Linked DNA regions of Homo sapiens: region 2 is linked to region 1. Evidence: chromatin contacts called from ENCODE Hi-C data. All regions are on one chromosome and are shown on one strand. Each heading gives the region's core, a stretch centred on a gene start or an enhancer-like site at or near the end of the contact. The rest is flanking DNA. Distances are from core to core; before and after follow the strand shown.

Region 1 (3,010 bases), core at 336-2,835:
GACAAACAGTAATATGATATAAATAGGACAGTATATTAAGCTCAAACCTCTACACTTGAAGGAAAAAAATGAGTGAAGTCATAAATTGTACCCCTTCCCAAACTCAAATTGCTGTAGGAACATATGGCCATTTACCTGAGGTTTTGCTTCCTCAGTCTTTTGTCCTTTCCTCTTGATCCCAAAGACCTACATACTTTGGGCACACATGATTGCTGACTAGCAGAACCCCTGAACACCTTTTTGTTCTTTACACACCTTTAGCTAAGAGTGGTCACAGTACACATGTGTACAAACAAGGGCAGTCAAAATTCTTCCAGGAAGAGTGTCCCTTCCCAAATAAGAGGACAAAGTTTTAAAAGACCTGATGCTCTTCATCATTTGTCCTTACTTGTGCAGAATGTTGGTCATACACAGCAACCACTTTAAAACCATGAGTATGAAAGTCACACAGAAAGGGTGGGGAGTGGGAACATAAAAGAGCCCTGATCCTTTCTCACCATCTTGAGCACTTGTAGGAGACTTATCTGCTTAGTCTAAGATTTCTTGTTTTACATATTTCAAAAGCTATTAACATTAAATTAATATTGTTGCCTCTTAATTACCTTGACTTAAGCTCAAACAAGATAGTCATTGCTGAACTAGTGCATTAACCTCATGAGTAGATCCCCTGTCTCATTCTTGGTTCTATTCTAATTCTTTTTTCATGCATATTTTAAAATTTTGAGCTTAATATTTGTGTTCATGTTTAAATAAAAATGTAAAGAGTTAACATACAAGGAATTAAGAAATATGTAAAACACAAGTATTTGGATTCAACCAATAAAATAACGTTGTCTTATTTAAAGTTGTGGTCACACAGCTTTTGAGGAAGCCACAAAACCTCAAATTAAGGAGACATTAAGGAGACCAGACTTCTTAGTGAGTAAGGCCTTTTATTAAGAAAATTCTATTTTTTTTCCATTTTAGTATGCTCCAATTATATAGTCCTCTTGTGTTTCAGCAAATAGTCATGGCACAAAGATTCAGAAAAAGATGTAAGAGCTTACATTAGAAAATTACACTAGAAAATTAATCAGAATAAAATCTCCTCTCTTCAGCGATGTGATGAAACTACTCAGTCTCCATCCACTGCCAACAGCTTCTCTTATATGCATTCAGATAGTCAGGTGACCATAGTCAACCTTTACTTAGATGTGAAGATAATGGGTAGGGGAGATTTCAATTGAACTTGATCTTGGAGAGGTCATTGCAAAGCCAAGGATGACCTGTAGTGATGATTAGTAGCAAGAGGAATAGCATCTTCTGTAGCAAAGTGGTCGGTAGCCACAGCAGCTAGAGCTGTATCCACAGCCATATCCACAGCCAGAGCCGTATCCACAGCCATAGCCACAGCCAGTTCCATAGCCAGAGCCATATCTACAGCCAGAGCCGTATCCACAGCCATAGCCACAACCATATCCACAGCCGGAACTCCAGCCAGAGCCATATCCACAGCCCCCACAGCAGTTTCTGTAGTAGTTGCAACACATGATTTCAGGAGGTTAGATTTCAGTTGAGGTGTAGGAGGATATTTCTGAAGTGTGACTGTCCTCTACTCTTCTAAGACCTTTATATACTTCCAGGGATGCATGGGTCATCCTCACATGGGCTCTATTTGCTCATTTTATAATCATCTGCCTAAAATGAGCTCATTCTGTGTACATCTACTTTCTTTGGAATTCATAATTTGCTTATGACTTCCCTAGGAATATTTTTATGCCTGAAAAGAAAACAAATATACAAGTTCTAAACACACAAGCTTATACAACCATAATTTTGTTTTCCATAGTTTCATTTCATAGCCATGACATAACACATCACCAAAATATGTTTGACCTATAAATGTATGTTTATCTTTCTGTTCTTGTAAGGTCTTGAGAATTATCTATTTAATAAGGAGTTCTCACTGCTCTTAATACCATCATCATCATCATTTCTTCTTATTCTTTCCTAATACCTTGGTGTTCTTTTCTTATCATAGTCACTAAAAATTACTAAATCATGGTTTTTGGACAAAGAATTGGGTATTTCCACGTGCTACCTCAACTTCTTGAAACCCTCTCCTTCTCTCTGAAGAAAAGTTTGACCATTCCCCCCTTTTCTAGGCAGTCTATGACCTTCTCTTGCTTGAAAAAAAAATTTTTGTTAAACGTCTGACAGGTCAGTTATGTAATATGTGTCATTTAAAATTTATAGAATAAACTTTTGATTTTTCCATTTAAAGTGAGGGGAATTCCTTGGTTCACAACTTTGTTGTTGATGTCCAGTTGTTAAATTCTGTTCTTAAACACAGGTTTGTTTGTGTTTAAGAACCGAATTAACAATTGGATATCCATAATAATTGGACCACTCTGATGTTTATGCTGTACATCGGTGCTTTCTACTGAATAATAATTTCCAGCATATCCTGGACCCAAAACTGAGGTGGAGCTTCATTGGATATCCTTAACCCACACTGCTGATACCTTCTACTGCCCTTCTGTGCCACACCCAAAAATGCAGGAGCTCTGTTTCCTCCTGCAATGTCCCTGCTGCATCCTCTCCTGAGAAAACTTGAAGCCATGCTCACAGTGAAGGAGAAATACTTAAAGGAATCCCATCTATCAGCACAGAGAATATACTGAAGGATGAATTAGATGCTGAGGGGCCACAAATTGATAATCAGTACAATGTCCTCCATGTTCCAGAGGCTCTGTAGTAGAAATAGCTTTCCCTGGAAAACAGATTGGTTAATTTCCTGACTGAGTCTTTTCCTAATTATATGACCATGGAAAATGTCCTCAACTTAGATGAACCTCAGTTTCTGCAACTGCCAAATGGGAATAAAAATAATTACTTTTATTTAAAATTTTATTAAGAGGCCTACAGAAAATACACAGGCAATATAAGTAGTGTAGCAATGACCCTGATACATGGTGGAGACAAAACTTTTTCTTTCTTTTCCCCTTTTCTTTTGCCCAAATATAAGCAT
Region 2 (3,214 bases), core at 176-2,675, 130 kb after region 1:
GAAAGAAAGAAAAGAAAAGAAAAATCATAGCCCTTACTTCACCGCACAGCTGAAGACTCTCTCTGAACAAGTAAAATATAAGATAATCCTTGGTTTGGTCACAGGGCATAATGATTAAGCCCATATTCTAGGCTCAGGAAAAAAAAAATCAGACCCTGATCAGCAAAGACTCTTGCAAACAAGGAGCTCTGTTGAGAAAACTAAATACCACCTGTTCTCACTAATAAGTAGGAGCTAAACATTAGGTACACGTGGACATAAAGATAAAAACAATAGACACTGGCAACTGGAAGAGCGGGGAGTGAGGAAGAGGAAAAGGGTTGGAAAACTACCTATTGGGTACTATGTTCAATACCTGACAGATGGGTTCAATCATACCCCAAACCTCAGCATCACACAGTATACCCCTGTAGCAAACCTGCACATGTACCCCGCAAAAACTAAATTAAAAGTTGAAATGTTTAAAAAAGAATTCTGCTGAGACATACATTTGCAATGCCAACTAATGCAGGTTTATTGAGAAATACATGGTGAGACAAGCTCTGTTTTTGTGAGACACAAAAGCAGAGGCCAGGAGATACAGCAGCAAGGTGAAAACATGTCAAAAGCATCAGAGACTGGGGTGTGGATGGTAAAGCTTCTGGACACATCCAGAGGCATACACAGCACCAGTGAGCAACCCTTAAAACAAGCTTAGGGCTGGCCAGAAAAATTTTAGAGTGCTAAAGACAGCGTGTGCATGGATAGTAGCCAGCAGTCAGGCGGTCACAAGAAGGGTCAGCTATGAAGAGCTATTCAGGGACAAGCAGCATGCTGGAAGATCCTGGAAACAGCTGGCAGGTCGTGGAGTCTTGATTCGCTCACTGGCTCCTACACACTTAGCAGGTTCTTCGGCAGCTGGACACGCAGGACTGCTGATACGTCCTGGAGACCCCACAGGCTGGCTGGCAGACAGTAGAGACTCCTCCCACTGGTTGGCAGACAGTAGAGATGCCGCCCACTGGTTGGCAGACACTGGAGATGCCTCCCAGGGGCTGACATCCACTAGAGACAAAGGTGAGCGGCCGGCTGTAGGTAGTTGAGCAGGGGTTGGAAATACAGGTAGTTTGTCGAGAGCAAGTCACCTGGCAAGGGTTGGAGACACATGAAGTTCGCCGGTAACAGGTTGGCTGGCAAGCAGTGGGCTCACAGCAGGTCTCTTGACAGTGGTCCAGGAGCCAAGAGCCAGTCTGGAAGGAACTGGGCAAACAGATGCCGCCCAGGCAGTCAGCATCAGTGGTGGAAGTCGTGGTAACTTGGGCCACTGGAACAATGCAGCGTCCTCCAATGGGCCTGGAAGAGCAATTTCTTGTGGAGCAGTTGAAGGACATGATGTCAGACAGAGGGCTGCAGGTAGCTTGCTGAAGTTACCTCCTGAGTTGTGAATGTCACTCCAGACTCCTGAGCTTTTATATATCCTTGCTGGTGGGTGGGGCTCTCTCCCTGGTCTCCGTGGCTTCTTTGGCTCAGACCAGTTTGCCTTAGAACATCTTGTGAATCTACACATTAATTGTCTCTTAAGAAGCCTTCACCCTCATAAAGAAAGTTTAGTAGTTTGGTAACTAAATCACAAGTCTTCTGTACTGTACTTAGTCTGATTAAGAAGGCTGGTTGGCAGCTTCAAAGCTATTGGTCATCCCAGCCCACACGTTGTCCCTCATTCATCTTGCTTATGATGAGTGTTGACCTGACACTCATCCTACCAAAGATGCCACCATCCTACCATCACACACTCTCTCCCTCCCTACCAGGACCAATTACAAGCCCATGCCCTGTTTCATTTGTCACTGGACTTAATATCTTTTAAACATAACTTAATCAGTCACTCTACCACACCTAACGGAGCTCCTCATTGGGAAGGTGCCTCCTTGAATATGTTTCAAGACAACAGTGACAACACTTGACAGGAACAAAGGGCACAGAGACTTGTATCCAAAGTCTGAGCTGGCTCTCAAAATTAATCAACTGACTCAAACAAGATGCCCGTGGGAAGGCTAGAGGGCAGTGGGACCCACCCTTTATGTTCAACCAACAAAGCAAATTAGAAGCTAACTAAGTGCAACTGTATTTGTAGCCAAGACCTTTTCTAAGTAAATTGGATGAGCTTTATTCCTAAAATGTTTAATTTAATAACAGTGGATAATAGTGACTCCTGGGTCTCATTAATATGCCAGTGGAAAAGGCTTAGTTAATTTTTAAAATTATCATAATGTTAATTTGAAAGGGTACAGTGTCTTTCTCCCAATTTGTTCAATATGTTCAAAAGATATTTATTTTCACACATATAGATAGAATGCATTTTAATTATGGACAAACTAAAGGCTCTTCAAGGTCATTGTCTCCATCAGGGATAAGGGGGAGGCAGAGCTGGGGGAAGCAGGCACTTAATCAATGTTTGGTAATGAAGAGATGTGTGAAGAGTGTGCTATATTTAATTATTCTTTTTATGCTTGGGGAAGCTATAGGGATATCACTCTATTTTATTTCATCTCACTACAATATAATGAATTTTAAACACCAGAATGATGGCTCGTTTGGGTCCACCTGAACATAGATGAATAAACTGCCTCAACTCTGGCAAAATAAGCAACTTCAACATCGCTTCAAGTGGTCAGTGGTATTTCTGTCCCAAAACAGCTGTAGCATCTGACTCATTTTTAAACTAGCTTACATGAGGGAGCGTAAGGGAATAAAATGGATTTCCATGTATTTGAGGGCTACAGGTAAGCTATGTTTTAAATATCCACAAAGCAAACAGCGTTATGTCAGGACTCATCAGAAATCCCTAATTGGAAACTAACGACACACCCAAAGAAGAGGGTGCTGTGAGCAATAGCATGATTCCCAGATATCAGACCTCAATGTCCTGACCCTCCCTCAGTGACTCACCATGTGTTCCCAGGAACGGGGTGAAATTAATGAGATGACTACTTTCCACAATGTTGTGGCTATGCTCTTCCCACCACAGAGGGTATCTTAGTTGGTGTTTGAAGGCCTGAGTCCTTGGCCCTAGGGCCTGGCTTGCATGTTGTAAAATGGATTACTAGTTTACAGGCTTCTCCCAGCCACAGGTTCACAGGCTACTATGGAAGAGTACTTAACTGTGGCAATTCCCAAAATCTGAAGTGAGTAGTAGAGTTACAAAGGAGAACGTTTCAGTGCCTACTGCCACATT

The links. A loop is a pair of places that touch in the nucleus more often than their neighbours do.
Region 2: a loop to region 1 is called in a map of breast epithelium, with 12 times the contacts of the local background. The contact joins the promoter of KRTAP11-1 here to the promoter of KRTAP21-2 in region 1. A Hi-C loop is called at or near these places in 1 of 168 maps with a recorded cell type or tissue (breast epithelium).

Annotation. Positions count from the first base shown.
Region 1 is chr21:30,745,674-30,748,683 of GRCh38, forward strand. KRTAP21-2 (keratin associated protein 21-2) reads right to left here and starts at 1,586. Exons shown (of 1, transcript NM_181617.3): 1 at 1,121-1,586. The coding sequence starts at 1,529. The coding sequence ends at 1,278.
Region 2 is chr21:30,880,155-30,883,368 of GRCh38, forward strand. KRTAP11-1 (keratin associated protein 11-1) reads right to left here and starts at 1,426. Exons shown (of 1, transcript NM_175858.3): 1 at 490-1,426. The coding sequence starts at 1,370. The coding sequence ends at 879.